Regions from separate parts of the Homo sapiens genome. Here region 2 is linked to region 1. A link is a contact called in ENCODE Hi-C or POLR2A ChIA-PET data. All regions are on one chromosome and are shown on one strand. Each heading gives the region's core, a stretch centred on a gene start or an enhancer-like site at or near the end of the contact. The rest is flanking DNA. Distances are from core to core; before and after follow the strand shown.

What was found. Hi-C counts contacts between places; a loop is a spot of excess contacts on that map. ChIA-PET counts read pairs that join two places held with the same protein, here RNA polymerase II (POLR2A). Pooled maps may share reads with other maps.
Region 2: a pooled map shows a loop between it and region 1 (4-fold over the local background). The contact joins two enhancer-like sites. A Hi-C loop is called at or near these places in 4 of 37 single-sample maps with no recorded cell type and 2 of 50 pooled maps. POLR2A ChIA-PET finds 5 or more read pairs at or near these places in 1 of 52 experiments (GM12878).

What each region holds. Positions count from the first base shown.
Region 1 is chrX:19,621,482-19,629,352 of GRCh38, forward strand. All of the region lies in intron 8 of SH3KBP1 (SH3 domain containing kinase binding protein 1), which reads right to left. Among named protein-coding and RNA genes, the nearest start is that of MAP3K15, 110 kb to the left of the region's middle. RefSeq lists an enhancer at 3,675-4,874. Within about 2 kb of position 5,775, at least 5 of the 41 ENCODE cell types and tissues checked have a DNase peak (open chromatin) inside an H3K27ac peak, as active enhancers do.
Region 2 is chrX:19,861,657-19,869,527 of GRCh38, forward strand. All of the region lies in intron 1 of SH3KBP1 (SH3 domain containing kinase binding protein 1), which reads right to left. Among named protein-coding and RNA genes, the nearest start is that of SH3KBP1, 22 kb to the right of the region's middle. RefSeq lists enhancers at 900-1,506, 1,751-2,050, 2,421-2,470. Within about 2 kb of position 4,460, at least 6 of the 41 ENCODE cell types and tissues checked have a DNase peak (open chromatin) inside an H3K27ac peak, as active enhancers do.

The DNA.
Region 1 (7,871 bases), core at 4,525-7,024:
TCCAGATATTCTATTTCAAGGGCCAGCAAACTACAGCCCATGGGCCAGGTCTAGCCTGCCACCTATTTCTCTATGGTCCACAAACTAAGAATAGTTTTTACATTTTTGAATGGTTTTTAAAAATCAAAAGAAGAAGAATATTTCAAGAAATGTGAAAATTATATGACATTCAAATCTAAGTATCCATAAATAAAGTTTCATTGGAACTCTGCTACACCCATTCATTTACCTCTATGGCTGCTTTTGCTCTAAAATGGCAGAGTTGAGTAATTGTGACACAGACTGCATGACCCACAAAGCCTGAAATATTTACTCCCTGGCCCTCTGCAGAAGTTTGCCAAACCCTGTTCTAGGATATGAGGATCCTTATACGCATCCATGCAGAACCTCAGGGACTCTCTCAATGCCACTATAAAAAAAATACTGTAAAGACAGAAGCTTTAAATAAAAACACTGAAAGCCCTGAGGAAGGCAGAAAAAGAATGCATTTAATAGTTGGCTACCATTTCCAGCTAGAAATAAAATATAAAAACCTTAATCAAAACTATTTTTAAAAGGACACATTTTACTGCACTATACAGTTAACTATAAAATGAGGAAATTTTAAGCCTAAAAGGCACTTATTTTAATGACTTTTTTTCTTAAAGATCTCCATGAGTCATAAACTAAGAAAAAATATTTGTAATATGAAGATGACAGGTTAATGTCATGAATATAAGGTATTTTTATAAAAATCAATTGGAAATGATGCATAAAATGTTCAAGCTCGGTAATCATTTTTTAAAATGCAGAATTAGCAGAGCCCAAATCACATTAGCAGAGATTAAAAAGAATGATAATATCCAGGGATGACAAGAATAGGGAAATATATTTGCATGCACTCCTGTGAGGAGACTAAATTGGCACAATCTTTCAGGATGTATCCTCAATATGCCCTCAAAATGCATCAATACAGTATTACACTGAGCAATTTATCATCAGGAAATAGTAACTGCTAACATTTATGTAGCAGCTATTAGGACCCAGGCTTTCTAAATGCTTTACCTACTTCATCTCATTTAATCTTCACAACACCAGGATGTAGGTACTATTATTACTCTCATTTCACAGATGTGAAAACTGATGCACACAGAGATGAGTAACCTGCCAAGGTATCACAGCTAGAAGGAAGTGGCAGAAATGCACACAAAGACTGTTGAACAGGGTGACGACTATGTGCAACATGGTCTAACACAAAGAAAAACTGGAAACAAGCTAAGCATAAAAGAGGATTGTCGAGGGCCAGGCCGAGTGGCTCACGCCTGTAATCCCAGCACTTTGGGAGGCCAAGGCAGGCGGATCACTTGAGGTCAGGAGTTCAAGACCAGCCTGGCCAACATGGCGAAACCCCATCTCTACTAAAAATACAAAAATTAGCTGGGTGTGGTGGCACAGGCCTGTAGTCCCAGCTCATCAGTAGGCTGAGGCACGAGAATCGCTTGAACCCAGGAGGCAGAGGTGGCAGTGAGCCGAGATCATGCCACTGCACTCAAGCCTGGGCAAAAGAGTGACACTCTGACTCAAAAAAAAAAAAAAAAAAAAAAAAAGAGGATTTTGGTACTCTCTCCATACATTAGGATTCAGGATGCTAAGGAATCATTTACCCATGCTGCCAAGGATAATCATGATGTATTTTGGACAAAGAGGGTTATTATAAAATAGTGTATGTAATATGATCCTATTTTTATTTTAAACTGTAATTATGTGCACATATGGAAAAAGTCTGAAAGAATAATTGCGAAAATATTAAGAGGTATGTGAAGGTGGTAAGGTCACCGGTAATTTTGATTTTTCTTTGTATTTATTTGTCTGTTTTTCTCATTTTTTTTCCAAGAGTAAGTGTTATTTATACAATTTTAAAGTATGACTTAAAAGTGTATCCCCGCCAGGCGTGGTGGCTGATGCCTGTAATCCCAGCACTTTGGGAGGCCCAGGCGGGCGGATCACCCGAGGTCAGGAGTTCAAGACCAGCCTGGCCAACATGGTGAAACCCCGTCTCTACAAAAATACAAAAATTAGCCAGGCATGATGGCAGTTGCCTGTAATCCCAGCTACTCGGAGGCTGAGGCGGGAGAATCACTTGAACCCGGCAGGCGGAGGTTGCAGTGAGCCAAGATCACGCCATTGCACTCCAGCCTGGGTGACAGAGCGAGACTCCATCTCAAAAAACAAACAAACAAAAAAGTATATCCCATGCCACTTTCATCTCAGAAACCGTGTATTTTAATAAAATGCAAATATGAATGCAAAGCACTCTGAGATACTGAACAAGACAGGTTACACAACTGTAATACATTACTTTCATCCTAAGAAAAGCTAAAATAAATAATGAAAAGGAACTTCAGGGGAAGTACTGACCTTAATTTCAGGACAGTTCAATATACCAGGAAAGAACATTCAGTTACCAGGCATTTGTCTTTTCATCTTCTTCTAATAACTTATCATAGCAATAACTATGATTTAACCTTTAAAGAAAATATTGTGTGTGTAAAGACAGAGTCTCTCGCTATGTTGCCCAAGCTGGTCTCAAACTCCTTGGCTCAAGCAATCCTTCTACCTCAGCCTCCCCAAAGTGTTGGGATTACAGGTGTGAGCCACTACACCCAGCCCTGTGATTTAACCTTTATGTTTCCAAAGCACTTTTGAATACAACATGTCATTTAAGCCTCAGAACACCCCTAACAGAGTAATACAAATAGAAAGGGTGGAGATAGAAACAGAAAAAAAAGGGGAGTTTCTCTAATTCCTTAAGATACCTACAGATTTTTTTTTTCTGTGTGTTGCAGAGGGGAAAAAAAAGTATTCCAAGATGGGGGATTACTGATGTCCTGCCACTTTAGCACAACATTCTGCAGAGATATGACAATTAGGTTGAACAAACACAGGATCTCTTTAGACAGTTTTATATAATTTGTGTAGGCATATGCACCTGGGAATTTACATCAGCTGCAAGCTCATCTGTCCATGATACAAAGGAAAAATCTATAATAACGACCATCAAAATGTTGGGGTGGCCTTTCAACAACTGTCTACTGGTGAACTAAAACGATATTTTCTCCCACCCCAAGCCCTATGTTTACCATCCTCATGTAATTTAAAACTATGTCTGTGTGATGGTAATGATTCTTCTCACTGGTCCCAGTGTCCTGGCTACTTATAAAAGGAAGACAAAACAGCAACAAATTATACTCCTTTGGGTTTTAAATGCTCTGAGGAGGAGATATATTGTGACTTTTGTCTAGAATAAGGACATAAGCAGTCTAACAAGATAGGCCATGCTGCAAGAAATACATTCTATGACATCAATGACTCATTTGCTCAACACTGACATTTTCCAAATGTCTGTAAACCCAGATGATCCCAGACCTATGCTTAACTTCTTCATTCACTCATAAAACATGTCTGTCTAATGGGTCTGTCAGCATGTCATCATCTTCAGGGTGACACGTGCTAATTTACTCCTCACCCTTGGAACCACATTTAATCCTACCATTTGAGCTCTGCTAAAAGCTTCAGCAGTTCAGAGAGAAAGGGTCAGGGCCAGCAATCGATTTAGCTGATCGGCTTTCTTCCTGCCAAGCTAAGGATCTTGCTTGAGATTCCTGAGGCTGCTTCTCTTTGTGAAGGCAACCTTATTTTCCTGTGGGGTGGGAAGCAAGGAAGTCTGAAAACATTTTTCTCATGAATACATGTTTTAGTTCATTAATGAATTAATGGGAGGGAGGCAGGAAGGGGAAATAAACATTAGAACAAAAAAAATAACAGAGTTGATCACAGAATGTCTTAGGAAGGGCCTCAGGACTCCCGCCTGCATTTTTTTTTGCCCCCCGACAGCGAGTGGAAAGCTAAGTGGCAACCAGGCTAGGAAGAAAAGAGGAAGGCAAAATACTCTGGGCATGGGAAGAAACTGGAAGAAAGCAGTTGGGGAGGCAGGCCTCAGGCACAAAAAGAACCAATGTCAACCCTGAGCTGAACTCATCATTCCCTCTGCATGGACCATCATTTCACTCTTTTAGAGGTGGCAGTGGACTCCTACAGTCATGGATGATCCAGAAACCACCACAGTGATGTCCTGACCCTAACAGATCGGAAACATAGATTTCAAAACGCGAGCATCAGCAACAAAGGATGGGGTGATGGCATGGTAATACTGTTTTTCTGCTAAGTAACAATGATAATGTCATTACCTTACAAAGGAAACTCCACAGACACTTGCCCTGGATATCCAGTAACAATGAGGACTCTCAATGAGTAGACAAGAGTCACCTCTGGAAGTGACTCAGCCCCACAGGAAACACGAACTCCACCCGCAGTTACCACCTTGCCCAGCCCCCAAGTTCCAAGAGCACTTGGCCCAGGGTCAGCAGATGCCTCTGACCTGGCTCTGCCACTGACTTGCTGGGAGTCCCTCGGGAAAGCTGCTTCAGCACTCTGGGCCTCTGCTCCTCCTTTGTAATCTGCAGAGAACACGCATGGTCCCACCTAATTCCCGGGGTTGCTGTGAAGATGAGGGGAAATGCTGAGCTCCGGGGAGACTCCTGAGGAAAGGGGAATGGTGATGATGGTCCCGGGCTCTTGCTGCCAGTGGTTCAGAATCCTGTGCTGGGAAGCTGTGGTCCTGGAGAAAGATCTAGCTATCATTAAGTTAATTAAATGTTCAACTGTTGTCTGGGACAGGAGGGAGGAAAACATATTGAGGTAGAGATGAAAAGGAGCGGTTCTAACTGTGCCCTCACAGCATGTCTAGCTCCAAATACTTGGGGTCCCTACAAAGAAGCAAAATTCCTGGTTTGAATTTTTGGCTTACCATTGTATTCCAGCATTTTGCACAGCTCCTGGCACACCATAAATATTCTTCGATGTATGAATGAATGAATGAATGAATGAATGAATGAGTGAACGAACATTGTGAGGGGAAGAGGACAGGGTGCAAATTAAAATTGTTGTCAATAATCTTCAGTGGATAATCCTCATGGTCCAAGGAAAGATGACTGTACTACTGTGTTGGGGATGCCACTAACCGTCTTTAGCTAATATTCTGGGTCCCCTCTTTTTTGTGGTTTGGGGGACAGGGTCTCACTCTGTCCCCTAGGCCTGAGTGCAGTGGCACAATTATGGCTCACTGCAGCCTCAACCTCCTGGGCTCAGGCAACCCTCCCGCCTCAGCCTCCCAAGTAGCTGGAACTATAGGAACACAACACCACACCTGGCTAATTTTTGTATTTTTTGGTGAAGATGGGGTTTCACCATGTTGTTCAGGCTGGTCTCAAACTCCCAGGCTCAAGTGATCCTCCCGTCTCAGCCACTCAAACTGCTAGGATTAGAGACGGGAGCCACTGAGCCCGGCCTGGGTCCCCTCTTTCTCTAGGGTGTGTCTATCAGTTTCCTTCCATGAACATTAATGCTAGCTAATATTGCTTCCGTTCCCTTCCCTCCATCTCTACGACTCCACGATTTTGACCAATAACGTTAGCTTTCTAAGCGTTCATCTTGATGTCATCAAATAGGCTTAAAACAATGAAGACAGGGAGGTTGGGTATGCTTAAGGGTCAAAGACACAACTACCCAAGGAAGCCTGTTTGATAAGAAACACCTAAAGGTCCTTGTTTACAATAGGGTCACAGAGGAAGCCTTTCCTCCTAGGTTAGTGGGAGCTGTGAGGAATGGCTGTTGCTCTGAGGCCAGGAGGCTGTTGGCCAAGAGTGGGAACATGGCCACTCTCCACAGCTGGGCTCATTCTGCCCCAAGCGGCAGCGGCCACAGCGTGGGACACCTTCCAATGGCCATCTCACCCTTGCAGCTGAGCCCTGGCATAGCTCCTGCCAAGCTGCCCTCAGCCCTTCTCCAGGAAGCTTCTCCAGTTGGGATGAGACCCAGAAGCTTCGGAACCTTTTCAAACACACTCTGAGCACAAATCAGGAAGGCAGGGATGGGGGTGGCAGGAACACAGACACGGGAGTTATTTTTGAGTGACTGGAAATAAAAGCTAAACACAGGTGTGTTCTGCACGAGTGGAAATGTTCCTAAATTCACAAGAATTCTTTATAAATAAACTAGAAAACAAACCATTCAGGTTGCCACATTTCCTCCTGGCTTCCAGGGACATACAGAAATAGTTTGGGTCTTTGCACATTATTTCAGGAACTGCAGAGGGCTTATACACACCCACTAAAGGTGTCTGACTCATTTTCTAGAAAGCCACATGAACTGACAATCTGGGGCTAAAAATGAGGGCAAAGCCTGCTCTGTGACTCCTGCTACAGCACAGAAAAGCAGGGCAAAGGGAAACCACCTTCAATGATACCAAAGTAAATGTCAGAGGAATTCGGGGTCTATCAGGAACCTCTACGGCGAACACAGAATTTAGAGAACAGCAGTTCAGGTCTTTCACCTCAACTCCTACATCCAATAAATATGCGTATCAGAATGCATATTAAACAGATCATGGTGAAACCATTCATTTTATAATAGCAATAGTATACAATCATCTCAATGAACTTCTGGGCGATTCCTAACTTAGAGGAAGAGTAACAATCTTCTATAATGTCAGCAGGGTTTTACAGGCTCCGACTCCATTCTTCCCACTTTCAGCAAGCAAAATATTTATGGCATGTTTTCTTTCCAAATTCTTGCTAAAATCTCCTCCACTGTGAACACTTAACTATTTTAGGTGGATTTTTCACCATTTTAACCTACTTAACGTCATGGCATTCCAGCCTCAGCAGCAAACTGGGCTCAGACACAACAGCCCTTCCATTCCCACTTCCAGGGCCCAAGAAAGAGCAGCCAGGGTTGGGTGACAATTCCTAGAATTATGGGTGCCACTGACAGACTCCTCCCTGCCAGAGTAAATCCTCGCAGCAGCCCTGTGAGGTCAGCTTTATGGCCCTTGCTTTATGGCTGAGGAAACTCAGACTCAGAGGGGGTAAGCAACATGCCCGAAAAGACACAGCCAGGAACAGTGGAGCTGGGATTCAAACCCTGGTTCTGGGAGCTGGTAGCCTACATGGCACTTGTCATCTGAACACACCGCTTCCGGCAAACTGGAATGCTAGGTTAAGGCTGGCAGGCATTTTATGGAAATAAAAGTAAAAATCTGCACAAGCACAGGATAGCAAGAGATTTGATTTCCCAGCAGGTTGTATAAAAAAATAATAAAAGCAAAATGATAGAGCACAAAGGATTTTCTTAAGCAGCAAGCTCTAAAATGGGCCCAAGCAGCATGAGTTAAGACTGGCTGTGTGATTAGCTATCCAAAAAAACCCAGCAAACTGGAAGCCGGGTGCAGTGGCTAGGCCGGCTGCAGTGGCTCACGCCTGTAATCACAGCACTTTGGGAGGCTGAGGCGCGTGGATCACTTGAGGTCAGGAGTTCAAGACCAGCCTGAGCAACATGGTAAAACCCCGTCTCTACTAGAAATACAAAAATTAGCCAGGCATGATTTACTGTACAGGCACACACCTGTAATCCCAGCTACTCAGGAGGCTGAGGTGGGAGAATCGCACGAACCTGGGAGGTGGAAGTTGCAGTGAGCCGAGATCACACGATTGCACTCCAGCCTGGGCGACAGAGTGAGACCCTGTCTCAAAAACAAAATAAAGCAAAACAAACAAAAAATAGCAATGTGGGTAGGCAGAGGGCATCTCGGGCATCAGGAACATGGTCTGAGTCAAGTTAGTGAGGACACATAAGCAGGAGGGGGATATACGGGGGGTACCTGCAGAACAGCCACATGGACCAAGGCCACCAAGACAGACTGAGGTCAGGACGGGTGAAGGAGTGCTAGGATCATCTATCTGGATTTTACAATAAAGAAAAAGAAAGTTACTAAA
Region 2 (7,871 bases), core at 3,210-5,709, 240 kb after region 1:
AGGTGATCTTTACAGATTTTTTTTAAAGATTAGGACAAAAAAGGAGTCAGAGCCAAATACAGACTGTGAAGTGGATGCCTAATGATTTCCCCTCAAAATTCTCACAAGATTGCCCTTGTTTGATACGAGGAATGAGAATGAGCAGGAGCATTGTCATGGTGAAGAACTCTCTGGTGAACTGTTCCTGGATGTTCTTCTGCTCATGCTCTGACTTTCTCAAAACACTGTCATAATAAACAGATTTTATTGTTCTTTGGCCCTCCAAGAAGTCAACAAGCAACATGCCTGGAGCATCCCCAAAAACTGTTGCCCTGACCTTTGCTCTTGACCGCTTTTGCTTTGACTGGACCACTTCCGCCTCTTGGTAGCCACTGCTCTGATTGTGCTTTGTCTTCAGGATGGCACTGGGAAAGCCGTGTTTCATCTCCTGTTACAGTTCTTCCAATAAATTCTTCATGATCTTGATCTCACCTGTTTAGAATTTCCACTGGAAGCTCCGCTCTTGTTTGCACCTGATCTGGGAGCAATGGTTTTGCCACCCATTGAATTTGCTCGGTTTTAATTTTTCAGTCAGAATTGTGTGAGCTGAACCAATTGAGATGTCTGTGGTGTTGGCTATTGTTTCTGTTGTTAATTGTCAGTCCTCTTCTATTAGGGCATAAACAAGATAAATTTTTTCCTCGAAAATTGATATGGATAGTCTGCCGCTGCAGACCTTATCTTCAACATTGTTTTGTCCTTTCTTAAAATGAGCTATCTATTTGTAAACTGCTAATTTCTTTGGAATATTGTCCCCATAAATTTTGTGTAAAGCATCAGTTATTTCACCATTCTTCCACTCAAGCTTCACTATAAGTTTGGTGTTTGTTCTTGCTTCAATTTTAGCAGAATTCATGTTGCTCTGATAGGGGCTCTTTCCAAACTGGTGTCTTATCTTTCTTAGTGCCTCAAACTAGATACTATTCAGACATGTTACAGCCAAGTTAGTGTGAGTTTATTTTGGTGCAAAAAAAAAAAAATTTAAATCCATGAATAGTTTTTTCATAATACCCATTTTCCATGAACTTGTTGAAGTCTCCTCATATAGCTCTGTATTACTTGGCTTTGATCCTTATCCTAAAAGAGGTCAGCTCACAATTGAAGTATCCAAATGAAAAACAAGCACTCCAGGGATGGTGGATCAGCATTTGAAAGACTAATCAGAGTCCATTTGCACCAGAGTTGGTTAATTAGCATGATGAAAACAAGCAGTGGCCCTCTGCTCTAGGAATTGGGTGAAAATATTGTGCCACCATCTCCATCCTCAGAAGAACCGCACAAAAGAATCTAGAAATAACAGCAGTCTGCCCCCTTCAGAGAAGAGGCCCAGGACTGTCAGGGGCCATTGTCAACCACTAAAGGAGGACCCTGTCCCCTCCCTGGGGGTTAGCTGAATCCCGGCACTGGAATACAGTGGCATCTGCCTTGAATGTCTCTTTCCCAAAAGGGGCCCGGCCAGAGGGCTCAAGCTTTGCTGAGCTTACAAAACAGACTGCAGTGTGCTCTCTTTTTTTTTTAAAGAGACAGGGTCTTGCTCTGTTGCCCAGGCTGGAGTACAGTGACAGGATCATAGCTCACTACAGCCTTGAACTCCTGAGCTCAAGTAATCCTTCCACCTCAGCCTCCCAAGTAACAGGGACTATAGGTATGTGCCACCACGCCCAGCTAAAGCAGGGCTCTCTTCATGCCTGCTTACTAACAAGTGTCTGAATGAGTGGCCAAAACGTGTCTGAGACTTGCTTTCACTGTAACATACCTCCCAGTCATGGGACCGTGGGAAAGGATGCACAAAGCTCCCACGTACTATTTCTCAAAAGAACTTGTCAGTTCTTCAAAGTCCAAACCAGTTTAAGTTCACAACAGATTATTTGTTAGAATTCTTGAGAACACATTTAAGGCTCTGTGAGCCTGTACCAGACCGGTTTACATTCTCCAGAGCAGAGCCCTCCTGGGACGGGGTCCCCAGCTGGGCTGCTGCTCTCTCCAGAGAGAGTTGTTTGGACAGTGACACCCAACACCCCCCAACCTCCCTCGGGACACCAAGTGGCCACAATGAACCCCTGAGGCTTTTAGTGGCAAGAGTGCACTGGATGTCCAAAAAGTAAGCAAATAAATTTGTTTAGCCCAGCGTCTAAGTTGACTCAACAGTAGAATCAATCACAAAGCCTACAAACAAAAAAGCCCATGCTTTTATTTTCTTTGGGGCCAGATGTAATCAACCCCATCTTCTATTTTCTCTCTCCCAAGGGGCAGACTCGTCTATCATTTCCTGTCCTCATCCCCCTGCTTCCTCATTCCTCGCTCGCTGGCCAGCCCAGCTGCTACCAGTCATCCTAACTCCCTGCTCCCCTTCACAGCCATCCATCCCCAGGCTCTAGCAGCCCCTGGTAAGAGTCTCAGCTGGGATCATCAAAACTCCAGGACCACCCTACAGAGAAACAAGGTATCTGACAAACTTCACAGTCTAGTGGTCTAAGAGAAACCCTCTCAACTTCCTGAAACTCTGCAAATATAGAAGCCATCTTCCACGTAGGCTGCCACCAAAATGATTGCCCCTTTGGCCCTACCCGACATGGAGATTTAGGAAAACAAAGTCCCTGGTGTGGATTGGCAGAACAACACCCCCCCACCCCCTGCAAAGATTTCCACATCCCAATCCCAAGCAAAAGGGAATGAAAGTTGCAGATGGAATTAAGGTTGCTCATCAGCTGGCCTTACAAAAGGAAGAGTCGCCTGGATTATCCAGGTGGACCCAATGTACCCACAAGGGTTCTTAAAAAGAGAGCGGGGGCACAGGAGAGAAGATCAAGTGACACAACCTGAAAAGGACCTGGGTCACTGTTGGTGGCTTTGAAGATGGAGGAAGGGGTCATGAGCCAAGGAATACGGGCTGCCTCTAGAAGATGGGAAATGGAAGGGAACGGGATTTTCCTTAGAGTTTCCAAAAAGGAATGCAGCCCAGTCAGCACTTTGATTTTAGCCCAGTGAGACCCACATCAAACTTCTGACCACAGAACTGTAAGACAGTAAAATCTGTGTTGTTTTAAGCCACTCATTTTATGGTAATTTGTTAGGGCAACAATAGGAAACGAATATACCTGGTTACCAGTACCACCGCTGCGTCTTTTGGACCTGACGGATAAGCGACTGTTAATGAAGTAAAACTCTCTATGCGGAGCCCACAGCACTTTCAAGTCACTTCCCCCGGAAGGCCGGCACCATGCCCCTAGCACTTATGTCCAAAGAAACCAGTGCCCAAGGACTGAAAACACACTGTGGTTTTGTGTCACAGGGCAACTTCTAAATAGAACACTTTGCCTGTGCCATTTTTGTGAGATATCTGCTTGACACAGATCTTTAAAAAGCAAACCCACTCAGAGTTATTTCTGTAACTGAAGGTGGGCAAGAATGGGGATAGTAAAATGAGACTATTACTTATGAAATGAGCAATGGAAGTTAGGCCTATTCTTATTTATCATTTAATGCATTAATCTGCACCTAAGTATGGTGATGACAATTTCCATTTCAGACCACCCAAAACCCACAGTGCATGGGTCTCGGCCTTGGTGGTGTTCTTTAATGGCCTCAAAGCTGTTTTATGCCAGTCTGTTCTTCTGGTTGTTTGGCTGGTGCCATAAACTCACAGCCAGAATTCATTCTTTGCAACGTATTTTTCTTGTGGTAAGTACCCTAAACCCACAGTGAAACAGAATCCTGCTTAATAGAGGGTGGAGGTGGAGGAGGGGAGCCATGTGAAGGTCAGCACTCCCTATTTCAATAGATTTGGATTCTCCTTCCAACTAGCTGGGAGTGGAGGTTCAAACCTTAACAGTGTTCAACTGACAAAGGTCTTGCTCAGTGATTCTTATTGCCCAAGCTTGAAAGTAGCTACGGATCACACAAGCTGGCCTAAAAATAAAAAGCAACGATTTCCAATGCCAGAACAGTGGGGCCATTTAAGCTCTATTTTTAGCAAGTCTCGGTTACCTGGGAAGCAGCATATGGCTCCTATAATTCTTCAAAGAGTGAGAGCATTAAAAGATTGAAGTGCCTGCGATGAATGGGCTGGTCCCCAAATGACTGTACACACACTGACCAAAGGAGACAGCCAACACCCCAGTTGACCCAACAGGCTTCCAAAGGGACCCACCTTCATGCTGCAATCTCTTAGCCATTAGCAACAGTTCAAATATTAAGCCAGATGACGGAGGAGTTTCCACTACCAATTTATGACATTGAAGACTTTGTGTTTTTGACAGGAGGGCATTTTCTAAGCAATTACTCCCTAGGGAGGAAGAAAAGAATCCTGAAGCAAAACACCAGGGACTGGTTCAAGCTAACATAAAGCAAGAGGAAAAAAGAAGAAAAACATCCCGCATTGCAGGGGGCCAGAGACACTTCCCTAAAATGCAGGATGAGAGCCCTGCTGCAGAAATGAGCACTCTGGCTCCCTTACCTCAAATCTACTGTGCCCAACCCAGGGCACCCAAATGTGCCTCTTTACTCACCCAGGAGGAAGTGTGGCAAGCCTGAAAGCTGACCACAACTAAGGAAGATAAAGGAGAAGATTTCTTCTATGGTAGAACCATGGCAGGGAAACTTTGGAGGGGACAGTAAAACAAGCTAGCCCCTCAGCTACCCTGAAGACAGGGCACGCGCTTTACAAGGGGCTGATCATATAAATGGGTCTTTTCTTGGCAAGTTCAATGCAAAAGAAACTTCTGAGGGCTGGATGCGGTGGCTCATGCCTGTAATTGCAGCACTTTGGGAGGCCGAGATGCCAGGAGTTTGAGACCAGCCTGGGCAACATAACGAGACCTCCATCCCTACAAAAAAATTAAAATATTAGGCAGGTATGGTGGTGCACACCTGTGGTCCCAGCTACTCGGGAGGCTGAGGCAGGAAGATCGCTTGAGCCCAGGAGTTTGAGGGTACAATGAGCCATGATCACACCACTGCACTCTAGCCTGCGCAACAGAGCGAGACCCTGTCTCTTTAAAAAAAAAAAAAGAAAAGAAAAAAAAGAAATTTCTGTTAACGGCTAATCAAAGGCCACAGGAAGATTCTCATACATACAGCAGAAGTGGTCTAGGCACAAATGCTGTTGTGTTGCCAAAATTCTCCCATGGATGGCGTCACTGATGATTTTACCTATATTTTAGGCCTCTTGAGAGAAATACTATCCAAACGTAAACAGACCTTACAACACGACAAGGCCAAGAGCAGGGAAAACTGAGTAGTGCTGGCTTTCTCGGTCGCCTCAACCATAGCCAACATGCACTCGAGCAGAAGTCAATATGCGATCCCATTAAATTTCTGAACTGGTTGGGGAAAATGAGGCTCTGGCTTTAAAGTCACATGTTGTTTTCACTCTTTCAACAAAATTTTTCTTTCGCTGCCTGTTGGTGAGACACTGTGCCAGGCATAGTGATACCGGCATAGACAAGAAGACCTGAGAAGGCTGTGGTCTTGGCCTGGGCGCCAGGGAAACTAGTGCTCACAGAGCATAATTTTTGGAGTCCTTGCAGGAACCCACTGGGGCTTCCTGAACCAGCATGTGCCTTCTCCTCAAGTGGTGACCCTTCTCCTGTGCTTCAGGAAGCAGCCAAGTTAGGGGTGGGGAGGGAGGAAAGGGAAGAGGGAATTATGTCTGGCTACAACAAATCGGATTTCCTTGCATTTTCCAGCAGACCAAGTAAAACAAAGATAAATAAGATGTCTCACGAACCCCCCTCAAAAATAAATAACTCATCCCCAATTGGTGGTGTCTTCCTGTTTATAAACCCCAGGAAAGTGAAATTGCAACTGCAGTGTGTATGAATTATTTTAGTCAGACATGCGATTCTCTTCCACCTCCTAAGCAAGAATTTGTCAGCTCCAGGCTAAGAGCCAAGATTTCTCAAGACAGGGCCTAGGACAACATGGAGGGAAGGAAGGAAGGGTCCAAGCACAGTCTTAGTGAAGCCCAGGGAGGCAATGAAAAGGGGCCGAGGATGGTGCTGCTGGATCCAGGAAAGGACAAATGAGTCTTGCTGGCCCCTGCAGACTCCTAAGTTATCACCACAGAAAGTTTGTCCTATCTTATATACAAAAATGAGTGCACATAAATTTGACAAATTAGCGACTTAACCTCCCCCATTATCAGAAGAAAGTGACTGATGAAAGAAAAAAAAATTGATGAAAGAAAAAAGAAAAAGACTTCTAAATCGAGCTGCCTAAAGGAGTAGGGACCTGTAATGACTTCCCAAAGACCCCATCTCCAAATAACACAACATGAGGGATTAGGGCTGCAACACAGGAATGAATAGGAGGGGGATGCAAACGTCCAGTCCACAGCAAGCTGGAGGGCCAGAGGGTATTAGGAAAGGAGGGTTTGATTTGTCTACCTACTATGTGCATGCAATGTATGATGAGGTGATTATTGCACACAAGGCGGCTCTGGCCACGATGTGCTAGTGTGGGCTTTTGTTATTGTTTATTTGTAACACATCTGGGCCCCTACTGTGCGCCGGGATCTTAATACGCACCTTGTCATTTAATCCTAGGGATGCTAGCTGCTCTGTTAGCTTCGCTGAGGAAGCTACAAGTACAACAGTGGATGGGAATGCCCTCCGCAAAAGGACTGTGGCAAACAGAAGACTGATGGATGAAATTGTCACTCATGAGAAAGACCTCAAAAATATGCTTTGTTTTTTAGGATTACTTCAACATTTGAATCCCGACAATCACAAAGTATCAGAAAACAAAGTCCTCTCTTCAGCAAATTCACCAGTTCTGACAACTTAACACTTAAAATATATCCACAGCCATGTGATTGGCAAAAATGCGATGGTATGATATGGCAGAAACTGATCATTCTCTCTAGTACCCATTATCCCCTTCCTCTTTTAAAAAATACAGATGCTTCTCAACTAACCACAGGGCTACATCTGCATAAACCCATCGTGAGTTGAAAATATCCTAAGTTGTAAATGCACTTTTGACTTAGGATATTTTCAACTCACGATGGGTTTATGGGGACATGATGAGGAATGTGCTGAATGCATGTCATTTTTCCACCACTGTAAAATCAGAAAACCATTCAATCAACCCATTATAAGTCAGGGACTGTCTGTAGAACCCATCCCTTCCCCTACGGTAGACAGAATAATGCTCCCCAATCCCCACAAAGTATGTCCATGCCCTAATTCCCCGAACCTGTGAATATGCCACCTAAAGTGGCTAAAGGGACTTCACAGATTTGATTAAGGATCTTGACATGAGGACAGTATCCTGGATTAACTGGCTGATCCCAGTGTAATCACACGGATCTTTAAAAGATGGAAGAGCCGGAAAAGGAAATGAGATGAAGGGAGGAGGGGTCAGGGTGATGTGAGGAAGAGGCCAGAAGCCAAGGCATGCAGTTGACCTCTAGAAGCTGCAAAAGGTAAGGAAAGGAATCCTCCCCTAGAGCCTCCAGAAGGCACTCAGCCCTGCCCACCCATTCTGGACTTCTGATTTCACAAACTAGAATACAATAAATTATGCTGTTTGCAGCCATTACATTTGTGGTAATTTATTACAGCAGGAATAGGAAATTAATACTCCTCTGCCTTCAGATTTTGCTGGGCACATGGTTACACAGCTGGAGCCTGTTTCCTCAGACTCACCTGCAGCTGGGTGTGAGACTGTAGCTAAGTTCTTTGCAATGGGGTGTGGGTGGAAGTGATGTAAGCAGTTTCCATGTCATGTCCTTAACGAAGAGAAGCTACTCCCCGTCTACTTCCCTCTGCCATGGGCTGAAAGGTGGACACAGTGCTGGTGAGCCAGCTCCGACCATGTCCACAAGAGAG